Linked DNA regions of Homo sapiens: region 1 is linked to region 2. A link is a contact called in ENCODE POLR2A ChIA-PET data. All regions are on one chromosome and are shown on one strand. The core of a region is the stretch at or near the end of the contact, and the rest is flanking DNA. Distances in the headings are between cores, read along the strand shown. Region 1 has its middle 37 kb from the start of PELATON. Region 2 overlaps PEDS1-UBE2V1 (PEDS1-UBE2V1 readthrough).

Region 1 (5,897 bases), core at 1,072-3,571, 82 kb after region 2:
GATGGGGTGGCAGAGACAGGGATGAGTCTTGAGAGGCTTCATGGAGGAGGTGTGTCTGGAGCCAGGTTTGTAGATGGGAGATGAAGGACATGGGTGCTGGGGCCAGCTACCCTGGGCTTGAATCTCAGCTCTGCACCTTTCCCACTGTGTGAACTTGGTCAGGTTCATGTCCCTCTCTGAACCTCAGTTTCCTCATTTTGAAAATGGAGATGATTGGCTGGGCATGGTGGCTCACGCCTGTAATCCCAGCACTTTGGAAGGCTGAGGTGGCCAGATCACCTGAGGCCAGGAGTTCGAGACCAGCCTGGCCAATATGGTGAAACCCCATCTCTACTAAATACAAAAATTAGCTGGGCATGGTGGTACACACCTGTAGTCCCAGCTTCTCGGGTGGCTGAGGCACAAGAATCACTTGAACCCAGGAGGCAGAGGTTGCAGTGAGCCGAGATCACGCCACTGCAGTCCAGCCTGGGTGACAGACTAAGACTCTGTCTCAAAAAAAAAAAAAAAAAAAGAAAAGAAAATGGAGATGATAATATTTACATCCCCCTCACAGGGTGTGGTGATGACTGAGAGATGATGCAGATGAAGTATATAGAGCAGGGCCAGGCATATAGCTGGTGCACAATACATGCTAGCTATTTTCATTCTTACTAGTGGCATAGTAGAAAGCACTGGAATTTTAGCTTCAGACAGACCTGGGTGTACATTTCAGTGTTCTGCATCTCCCTGTTCTTGAGCAAGCTCCTCGCCTGTTTGAGCCTCAGTGTTCTCACCTGGACTTGGAGATGGTTTCACTTCATGAGGTTTGTGGTGAGGATGAGGCATGAAATTCCTGTAGATTGCTCAGCACAGTGCTGGGCACACGGTAGGCACTCGCTAAGGAGTGGTTGGCATCCACTGGTCTATGGCCCAGTGGTTAAGGCAAGGGTTTGTATATCAGGCAGACCTGGGTCTGAGTCCTGGCTCTGCCCCCATGGGCTGCCGTGAGGATTATATAGAGCTCTAGATGTAAAGTACCCAGTTTGGTTCCTGGTACCTAACAGGTGTGTGGACAGTGGGAATAAAATCAGGATCTTTGTGACTCTGAAGACCAGTGTTAGGCCACCCCGACATCCTGGGTGGGAAGGTGACTTTCTTCCATTGAAAGGTGGGGAAGGCTCTGGCCCTTTCACGGTAAGGAAACAGTTTCAGAGAGGCGACATCACTAGCCTAGGTGGGCACCTGGGTCTGCTTGTCCGTAGAGCTTGTCTTTCCAAAAGGGGAAATCTCTGGGTTGAGGGTGTCCCATGGGGCCCCTTGAGTGTCACTGTGCATGCTGCTGGAACAGCCTTTTTTTTTAAGAGGGTCTTACTCTGTCACCCAGGCTGGAGTGCAGTGGCGCAACCACAGCTCACTGCCTCCTCAACTTCCTGGGCTCAAGTGATCCTCCCACCTCAGCCTCCCGAGTAGCTTGGGACGACAAGACTGCATCATCCGCCTGGCTAATTTTTAATTTAATTTTTTGTAGAGACAGGGTCTTGCTATGCTGCCTGGGCTGGTCTCGATCAGTGATCCTCCTGCCTCGGCCTCCCACAGTGCTGGGATTACAGGCGTGAGCCTCCACACCCTGCCTGGAACACCCTTTTAGTGGTTAATGAAAGCAGGTGACACATACCGTGAAGAAGGCAACTCTTGGCATGAGGTTCTGGGACCCAGCAGTGTTCAGGGCCCGCCACCCCAGACTGGGGACCAGGGCATGGCTTTGTATGTATGGGAGGTGGCTTGGGGTCTTGGGGTTGGGGCAGACCCCAAGAGGCCTGGCCTGGGCCTTTTTCCCTCTATCCAACCAGCCCCACAGCACTCTGTCCAATTGTTTATTTCTTGTTACTGTTGGGCGTTTTGAGGCATTTCTTCCAACTGTCCAGAATCCGAACCTCCTTCCTATGTGTGGAGAATTTTCTGCTGTATGAGGCAGATGTTCTGTCTCCCACAAAGGAGGCTGTGAACATGAGCCTCAGATTCTGCCCCCTGTGGCCAGAGCATGGACAATTAGCTCGGCCATCTAGGTGCACTGTCCTGGGCCCCTGGGGAGTCCATTCAGGGTCCATCCAGAGGCTTCATTTATGCACGTCACGTCCTTCTCCTGCTCAGAATCCTCCCATAGCTCCCCATTGTCCTCAGGATAGACTTCAACTCCTGCCCGTGTCCCGCAAGATTTGACGTGATGGAGCTCCACTGACCGCCCCTCCTCTCCCTTTCACCCCTCCAACCACAGGAACCTCCCTCAGCTAAAGTCAATATGCCGAGCTGGTACCTGCTTCAGGGCCTGTACGTTTGTTGTTTCTTCTGTTACTATATCTCATTTCACAGGTGAGGAAATGGGGCTGGAGGAGGGGAGAAGGAAACAGGGCGTGGTGGAAGGAGAACTCCAACTGAGGTTGGGCTGGCCTTGGCCTGGGCCTCAGCCTTGTGGTAATCACAATCCACGCCAGAGACTGCCTCCTCCAGGAAGTCAAAACAGATCCTTTTTGTAGACGGATCCCTCTCCTTGCCTCTGCTCAGCCTGACTTAGGCATTCTCTCGGGCATTTGGGTGTGTGTGTGTGGAGGTGACATTGCCCCCACAGGGGTGGAAATTAATTCTTATGGGGTAAAAAACATCTTAATTTTTTTATGTATAAAGCGAAGATAGGCCGGGTGCGGTGGCTCATGCCTGTAATCCCAGCACTTTGGGAGGCCGAGGCAGGTGGATCATTTGAGGTCAGGAGTTCAAGACCAGCCTGGCCAGCATGGTGAAACCCTGTCTCTACTAAAAATACAAAAATTAGCTGGGTGTGGTGGCAGGTGCCTGTAATCCCAGCTACTCGGGAGGCTGAGGCAGGAGAATCGCTTGAACTCAGGAGGCGGAGGTTGCAGTGAGCAGAGGTGGCTCCACTGCACTCCAGCCTGGGTGACAGAGCGAGACTCCATCTCAAAAATAAATAAATAAATAAATAAAAATAAACTCACCTTAACTTGATTTGAATCCACGCAATACCTCAACTGAATTCAACTCAACAGAACTCCACTCATTGTGTTTAGTTGAACTCGACTCAGCTTAATGTGTCTCCACTCAACCCTCCTTTGCTCAGTTTGACACAACCCAGCTCATCAGCACGACTGACATCAGCCCTGCGCCCCTCCACTCAGCAGAGCGCAGTTCAGGTGAAAACTCACCTCTACCTGACTCAACTCAACCCAACTAACTCTGCTTAACTCACCTCACCTCCGCTCAGCTCAGCTGACCTCAGTTCACCTCAGTTTACTTCAGCTCAGCGCCACTCACTGCAATCCCACCCACCTCAGCTCAGCTCAAGTCAATCCTGCTCTGTTGAATGCTCAGCTCAGCTCCACCCAGCTCCTCAACACACCTCATCTCAACTTTTACAAGTTTTTTTTTTTTTTTTTTTTTGAGATGGAGTTTCGCTCTTGTTGCCCAGGCTGAAGGGCAATGGCTCGATCTAGGCTCACTGCAACCTCCGCCTCCCAGGTTCAAGTGATTCTCCTGCCTCAGCCTCCCGAGTAGCTGGGATTACAGGCATGTGCCACCACGCCCGGCTAATTTTGTATTTTTAGTAGAGACAGGGTTTCTCCATGTTAGTCAGGCTGGTCTCGAACTCCCAGCCTCAGGTGATCTGTCCACCTTGGGCTCCCAAAGTGTTGGGATTACAGGCGTGAGCCAACGCACCTGGCCAAGTTTTTATTTATTTGTTACCTTTTTAGAGATAGGGTCTTGCTCTGTCACCCAGGTTGGAGTACAATGGCAAGAACATAGCTCACTGCAGCCTCGACTTCCCGGGCTCAAGGAATCCTCTTGCCTCAGCTTCTTGAGTAGCTGGGACTACAGGTACATGCCACCATGCCTGGTTAATTTTCAAATTTTATTTGTTGTAGGGATAGGGTCTCACTATGTTGTCCAGGCTGGTCTCAAACTCCTAGCCTCAAGTGATTCTCCTGCCTTGGCCTCCTCCCACAGTGCTGGGATTACAGGCTTGAGCCACTGCACCTGGCTAAAGTCAGTTTAAGTTAAGTGTATTCACTCGACTCACCTCAACTCTCTCGACTCACAGTAGACCCCCACTGTGATTGCCACCTGCCTTCCCCAGACAGCCTCCAAGCCTTGCAGAGAAGGAGTTAGCCTCCAGGTGTTCCCAGTTTAGCTGGGGACCCTGACATGTCCTTTCAGCTGGTGCTGTCATATGGGAAACACAGGGCACCGCATGAGCAGTCTGTGGCAGCCCCAGAAAGCCCCAGATGGTTCCCCACAGAAGGAAGAGTCAGCGCAGGCAGAACAGTGGGAGGAAGGGTGTCCTGGGCAGAGGGAACAGCACGTGCAAAGTGGCCGAGGCAGGGTGGATGGAACCCTCTGAGACCCAGAGGTTGCTCCAGCTGGAGGGAGGAGTGGAGAATGAGGATGGTGTAAGTGTGGCCGGGGGACAGGCACAATCCCCCAGGGAGGACCTGGCCTGGACAGGGGGAGACACTGCAGTACTGAGCAGAGAAGTGTCATTTTAAACACCTTCCTGGCTGCTGGGGGACGCATAGAGCTCAGAGGTGAGACTGGACTTATTGTGTAGGGACAGAGCCGAGAAATCCAGCGCTAGGGGGCTGGTGGGGAGCAGACAGGTGGGGAGCTTAAGGAGAGAGTTTAGGAAATTAACCATAAAAATGACCAGAAATTGAGCACTTATTCTGGTCCAGTCCTTGTTTCCTTACCTTACAGGTATCAATGAATTTAATCCTCACAACGATTCCATGAGGTAGGTATTATTATCAACCCTATTTTGTAGATGAGGAAACTGAGGCCCAGAGAGGCCAAGACATCCTAAGGAGCGGAACTGGGACCTGAACACAGGCTTTGGTGCTCCAGAGGCCTCAGGAGCAGCCGGACATCTTATGCAAAATGCCCATGGCAGGTGCCTCCTGGAGGCCGGCCCCTGCCCCCCAGCACACAGTAGGTGCTCAGGGCCTTCTTTCTCTGTTTGTGGGATTTAAATCATCATCACCACTTGAGTTGGGAGTGCCCGTCCACTATTCAAAGGGAGAAACTGAGGCCCAAGGAAGGATTTGAGACACGGGTAGGAACATATTCTACAGACAGGCAGGTGGTATCACTGGGGTCTTCTTCAGCCATTGGGAATTTTTTTTTTTTTTTTTTTTGGAGAAAGAGTCTCGCTCTGTTGCCCAGGCTAGAGTGCAGTGGTATGATCTCGGCTCACTGCAACCTCCGCCTCCTGGGTTCAAGTGATTCTCCTGTCTCAGCCTCCCGAGTAGCTGGGACTACAGGCACACACCCCCGTGTCTGGCTAATTTTTGTATTTTTAGTAGAGGCAGGGTTTCGCCATGTTGGCCAGGCTGGTCTCAAGCTCCTGGCCTCAAGTGATCCACCCACCTGGGCCTCCCAGAGTGCTGGGCAGTGGCAGGGTTACAGGTGTGGGCCACTGTGCCTGGCCATCATTGGGATTTTGATTCAACGTGTGTGCATTGAACGGCCCTGTGTGCTGCTGTGGGGAGAGGATCCCACCTTCGTCCCTCCAATGCTGAGAATTCTCCCGTGGCTGCCCTCCGTCCCGAGGATGCAATCTGGGCTCCTCACTGTGCCCCAAGAAGCTCTGCTGGATCTGCCCCAGCCTCCCCTGCCTCCCTGGCCTCACCTCCCATGACTCTGCCTTCTTGCCCCTGCACCAGCCTCCTCCAGCAGCAGTCTCCCACCCCAGGACCTTTGCACGTGCTGTCCCTCTGCCTGGAACACTCTCCTCATGACAGCCCCATCTCCTCCATGGGTCCTCAACTCTAAAGTTGCCTCACTTCCTCAGTGTGGCCCCCCCGAGCACCTGAACTGAAGCCCCCCAGTTCTTATGTATCACATCACCTCAT
Region 2 (6,084 bases), core at 285-2,784:
AGAGTGGTCAAGGAAGTAGCCCAAAGCCACCCAACTAGTCAGCAGAGACCAGAATTCCATGGCCAGAGGTCTGGCTCCTAAGATCCCGCTCTCGCCCCGCTCTATCCTGTTCCTGCTGCCCCTGGTCCCTCCCTCTATTCCCCATCACCCTATCACCTTGACGACATTCTGGGTCAGGAGCCCAGGCCCCCACTTAAGCAGCGGGGCCAGGCAGGTCCCTGTGAAGGGGTCAGGGCCAGAGCAGGTGAGAAGGGCTCCTCCTGTGTCCACCCTCTCTTCTTTTTAGGACTCTGTGCATGCTGTTCTCTTCACTCCCTGTGCACCTGACACTGTTCCTGCAGATCTCACCCTGGAAACCTCCATCTCCAGGAAGCCATCCATGATGCCTCCTCTGACCCCACACTCCCCCCACACGAGGCCCATTGCTCATGCCTGTGGCCTTGTCTACGTTTGTCTTTCCCTACCTAAATGTGAAGTCGGGAGGCCCAGAACCATGTCTGGCTCACTCACCAGGGCCCTGACACTCAGTAAATGCTTGCAGAATGAGCAAATTCCCAACCACAATCCTAACGGACAACTCCATGGCTTTGTCTCTGGGTGCCGCTCACCGACATACCTTGGGAAGGAAGTACTGGGTTCCCCATTTGTCATGATAGGGAAACTGAGGCTCAGGGAGAGAGAAGGCCTTCTCCAGGTCACACAACAGCAAGCTGCTCCTGACCTACCCTGACCCAGAACCAGGACAGCTGCCCTCCCCTGCCCCTTGAAAAGACCAAGGCTCAGAAGGGGAACGGAACACACCAGGGTTACATGCCCTTGGCTCCTTTTGTGCAGAAGAAGACCGTGAAGCCCAGGAAGGAGAAGGACCTCAACAGAGGTCACATAGCAGAGGTCACAGGGGCCTAGATCTCCTGGTTCCCCAATTCTCAGGCGAGGGCTGTTTCTCTTGAGCCACGCAGCACCCCCACTGCCCCAGCAGCCGCCCCAGCCTGGGGATCACCATGATCAGGCCCAGCAAGGCCTTCCCCTTTCTGATTCTTGTTTGTAGCCAAGGCCCAGGGCTCAGAAGCAGAAAACCCCGAGTGGGTGGGGTGGGAGGACACGGAGAGGCGGTGAGAAGGAAAGAACAAGTGAACCTTCCCGATCGACCTGCCTGCCTGCCCCACAGCATGCAGGGACAGGAAGTGGGCAGAGCCAACTGCAACATGATCAAATAACAGTTACCCTAACAATGGCTGACACACACTGAAGCCTGTCATGCGCTGGGGTGTGGCCCATATCGGAGAGGTTGCAAACTGACTCCCTCTGACATGTTTTGCCCTCAGTTTTAAAAAGTGAGCTAAATTTGAAAATCACGTAAAATTCCTAGTTTCCTGCTTCCCTCAACAACACAGGGCTCTGGCCACCCTAGGCCTAAACAATAAGTAATAGCTGCCCCCATCCAATGGGATATGAGCTCCAGGTTCACCCTGGTCCTCTCCCTTCCCTGGGGTCTCACACTGGGTGGCCAGATTTGGTGGCAGCCCTGGCTGGGCCCCTGCAGTCATCTGAGTTTTTGAGTCTGAGGCACAGTCTCTCATTCAAGTATCAGCCCGTCAAGGAAGGAACTGAGTGATCTCATTTCCTAGACAAGGAAACTGAGGTTCAGAGCTGGGTTTGGATCCCAGACACATCAATGAGACATGTTAGCCTGGACGTTCGGGGCAGTCCTGAAACCAAAGATGATCCAGCTCTCTCCCCACGCCATGGAGAACGTCCTCCAAATCTGAATATTTTTCCATCTAAACTCCATCTCTCTTTGGCCTCTGGAAGCTGGATCCTTCTGCAGACCAAATACCTTAATTCTCATCCATAAAGAATGCATACACAATGGCCGGGTGTGGTGGCTCATGCCTGTAATCCCAGCATTTTGGGAGGCCGAGGTGGGCAGATCACGAGGTCAAGAGTTCGAGATCAGCCTGGCTAACATGAACATGGTGAAACCCCGTCTCTAAGAATACAAAAATTAGCCAGGTGTGGTGGTGTGCACCTGTAATCTCCTAGCTACTCGGGAGGGTGCACCTGTAATCTCCTAGCTACTCGGGAGGCTGAGGCAGGAGAATCACGTGAACCCAGGAGGCAGAGGTTGCAGTGAGCCGAGATCGTGCCACTGTACTCCAGCCTGGGCGACAGAGCAAGACTCCGTCTCCAGGGGGAGAAAACATACACAACTTAAGTAGCTTTCACTGAGCAACTGGAACATGCCAGATACAGGGCTAAGATGATCTCAGCACCCCTCACCACCTCCTGGAGCTAGGGACCCTCTGTCCCATCCTTCAGAGAGAGAAGCTGGGCCTGGAGAGGTCAAGGCACTTGTCCAAAGTCACTTGAGGGTCACCAAAGTCACAGCATGGATCATCAGCCTGGCAGGGCCTGTGGGGTCAACTGGCCTAAACTGTATCACTTAACAGATGAGCAGACTGAGGTGGGGACAGGGAGGGTGGCTGCTCAGGACACAGGAGGCCCGGGCTGTCTTCTGGCTGTAGTGCTGAGGTCCTGCTATCAGAGCCAGCCCCTGGCTTGGCAGGGTTTGAAGATCTGAGCCAAAAGCAGTAGCCACTTATTGGCCTGAGGAAGGGGCTGGCCTCGTGTGGTAGGTATGGGGAGCTAGGAAGAGCAGGGGAGGCCTGGGGTCATGCCTTTGTCATCCTGCTTTCCAGGGGACAGGCTGCAGTCAAAGGCTTGGTGGGCCCAACTCTTCTGGTTCCAGGCAGAGACAAGCCCCAAATAAGCTGGACTTCTGAGGACCCCTGGCCTCCAGCAGACCCTCAGCCTCAGGGAGATGGGGGACAAGAGGTAGAGAGAAGGTGGGGATGAGAGATGGACAGAGGGACAAATAAGAGATGAGAGACAAATAAGGAATCAGAGCCATGGGAAGATGAGAAACAGGCTGAGTGCCGCGGCTCATGCCTGTAATCCCAGCACTTTAGGAGGCAAAGGTAGGAGGATCACTTGAGGTCAGGAGTTGGAGACCAGCCTGGGCAACATAACTAGATCCTGCCTCTACAAAAATAAAAATAAAAATTAGCTGGGCGTGGTGGCTCACACCTGCAATCTCGGCACTTTGGAGGCTGAGGCGGGAGGATCATTTGAGCTCAGAAGTTTTGGGTTGCAGTGAGCTGCAATCGCTCCATCACACTCCAGCCTAGGTAACAGAGCAAAACCTTGTCTCAAAAACAAACAAACAAAAAAACCGAAAGAAACAAAGATGAGAAACAGAGACAAAAGGAGCAAAAAACAGAAAGCCCATCTGGGGGACTGAACCCCTGGGTTCAGCTTTGGGAGTACAGGCCAGGACTCTCACCCAGTACTCCTGACACCCTCCACCTTTCCCTTCCCCCTGTGCCAAGAGCCTCTGTAATCCCCAGGGCAGGGGGCACCCACAGTTGGCCTGGGTGGGGTACAGGTGGATCAAGGACCGTGAGGCTGCACCCATGAAGCCTGGGGCACCTGAGAAGTAGCACACACATGGCCAGATTTCAGCTGGGACCTCCTGGGAAGCTGGACACCCGCCTCACCCTCTGGCCTGCCAAGCTGGCCAGGCCCTTCACAAACCCTGACATCTGGCATGAGGTGGGCTGCTGCTGGGAAACTCAGCCCAGAACAGGACAGAACGGCTCCTGGGTCCTGCAGGACCAGGGCTCAACCTCTGGGCCAGACACTTGGGGCCTGCGAAATCAGGCTGTGGCCGCCTCCCTGCTGCACCTGTCACCATTCCCTCAGCCCCATGCTGCTCTGGTCCAACTACTCACAGCTCCCTACACACAGAGGCCCATTCTCTGCCACCTGCCCTGCACACATGCTGTTCTGATGATCCGGAATACTCGCCCCCACCTCCCACACACTCACCCCTGGCTGGCTGACTTCCATAGTGAAGAGTAAGAACACAGAACCTAGCGCACCCCCACCCGGCCCAGTCCCGGGTTCCAGGCCTAGCCCTACTGCTGCCCGGTGCCCCGCCGTATGACCTCAGGCAGCCTCTCCCATTTTCTAAGCCTCAGGAAATGTTCCAACAAAAGTGGACTGGGTGCTCATGAGGGGCCAAGCACTTTAATCAAACCAAATAGGTTCAGTCCCTGTCCTGCTGGCCTTCCCATCAGGTGAGGGCAGATGCGGGCCTAACCCCGATCAGGGTGAGCTTTAGGAAGAGCATGCCTGGGGTGGGGGTTGGGAGGGGTTGCAGCCTCCTCCTCTGTGAATGCAGTTAATATCAAGGTACAGCTCACACGGTTGTAGTGGGGATGCACGGAGAGCAGGTGAGGAAAATGCCAGCACAGTGAGGCTCAATCACTCGGCTATGTTGATTGCCATGATTATGGCTGTCAACTGTCACAGTGCCAAACCACCTCCAGCCCCAGTAATCTCAAACATTCTGCTCCTAGAACCCAGGAACTTCTTCTACTCTTCCCTCCAGCCTACATGTGTCCTCCATATTCCCTAAACATGCCTGGCAAGCTCCCACCTCAGGGTCTCTGCATTTGTTGTTTCCCTGGTCTGGACCAACCCTTCTTCAAATATCCTCAAGGCTCCCTCCCTCCAGTCCTTCCTCCCTTCAGGCCTCACTTCGAATGTCACCTGCTCAGGGAAGCCTTCACTGCCCCCTCCCTAAAATGTCATTCCTGTCCCCAACATTTCAGATCCCCCTCTCCTGCTATGTATTTGCTCCACAGCGCTTGCCACCACTGGGCACGTGAGACAGTTATTTGTCAAGTTTATGGCCCGGCTATTTACTAAAATGCCAGCTCCGTTTTTTTCTTTTTCTTTTTTTTTGAGACAGAGTCTCGCTCTGTCATCCAGGCTGGAATGCAGTGGTGTGGTATTGGCTCACTGCAACAACCTCCGCCTCCTGGGTTCAAGAGATTATCCTGCCTCAGCCTCCTGAGTAGGTGGGATTACAGGGGCCTGCCACCATGCCCAGCTAATTTCTGTATTTTTAGTAGAGTCGGGGTTTCGCCATGTTGGCCAGGCTGGTCTCGAACTCCTGACCTCAAGTGATCCACCCACCTCGGCCTCCCAAAGTGCTAGGATTACGGGTGTGAGCCACCGCGCCCGGCCAGCTCCATTTTTTTCTGTCTTGTTCACCATTCTGCCCCCAGAGCCTAGAACATGGACTAGAACATAGGTGTTCAATATGCACTGAGCCTGGTCTCTCACTTTTTCAGGCCCAGAGAGGTCAAATACTTCCCCAAGATCACACAGTGAGCAGATAGAAGCAGAGAGGCCAGTGGAAAGGAAGTTGGAGAAACCAGTTTGGCAAGTCTCCTCCCCTACCTCCAGGTCTGGAGGAGATAAAGGGCCTTGATTGCAGATTTGGGGCACCAGGCTGTCTGCAGACTCTGATTCAGGCATGGCTGTTCTTCAGAGAGTGAAGGGCACTTGGGGAAACCAGAAATGGACAAATATGCAATTGATCGTGGTGGAGTGGGGAAACAGCAATCCCTGGGGAGGCTCAGAATGCCTGGGAATGATTTGGGCTGTCTGAAAGTAGGTAGGGTTCACAGGAGCAGGCAGAGCTGGACACTAAAGAGGGAGGCCCTTGAATCCTTATCCCCAATTCCCAGGTGGGGAGTTTGAGGACCAGAGAGGTGAGGCGGATCCCCCACAGCAAAGGTCAGACTACTGTTAACAACAGGGAGGCGCCAGGCACAGTGGCTCACGCCTGTAATCCCAGCACTGTGGGAGGCCGAGGTGGGCGGATCACAAGGTCAAGAGATCGAGACCACCCTGGCTAACACAGTGAAACCCCATCTCTACTGAAAATACAGAAAATTAGCCGGGCATGGTGGCGGGCGCCTGTAGTCCCAGCTACTCAGGAGGCTGAGGCAGGAGAATGGCGTGAACCCGGGAGGAGGAGCTTGCAGTGAGCCGAGATCACGCCACTGCACTCCAGCCTGGGCAACAGAGTGAGACTCCATCTCAAAACAAATAAAACAAAACAAAACAAAAAACAACAAAAAAACCCACACAACAACAGGGAGTGCCTACTGAATGCCAGTGGACGATCTCATTTCCACTTCCTAACACGAAGGGGCAGATAAACTTTAA

Evidence for each region. ChIA-PET counts read pairs that join two places held with the same protein, here RNA polymerase II (POLR2A).
Region 1: POLR2A ChIA-PET joins it to region 2 with 13 read pairs in OCI-LY7. The contact joins two enhancer-like sites. POLR2A ChIA-PET finds 5 or more read pairs at or near these places in 2 of 52 experiments (OCI-LY7 and activated B cell).

Annotation. Positions count from the first base shown.
Region 1 is chr20:50,227,095-50,232,991 of GRCh38, forward strand. No RefSeq gene overlaps it. Among named protein-coding and RNA genes, the nearest start is that of PELATON, 37 kb to the right of the region's middle. Within about 2 kb of position 2,322, at least 2 of the 41 ENCODE cell types and tissues checked have a DNase peak (open chromatin) inside an H3K27ac peak, as active enhancers do.
Region 2 is chr20:50,145,902-50,151,985 of GRCh38, forward strand. The region is part of intron 1 of PEDS1-UBE2V1 (PEDS1-UBE2V1 readthrough); the gene reads right to left. The region is part of intron 1 of PEDS1 (plasmanylethanolamine desaturase 1); the gene reads right to left. Among named protein-coding and RNA genes, the nearest start is that of PEDS1, 4.8 kb to the right of the region's middle. Within about 2 kb of position 1,535, at least 19 of the 41 ENCODE cell types and tissues checked have a DNase peak (open chromatin) inside an H3K27ac peak, as active enhancers do.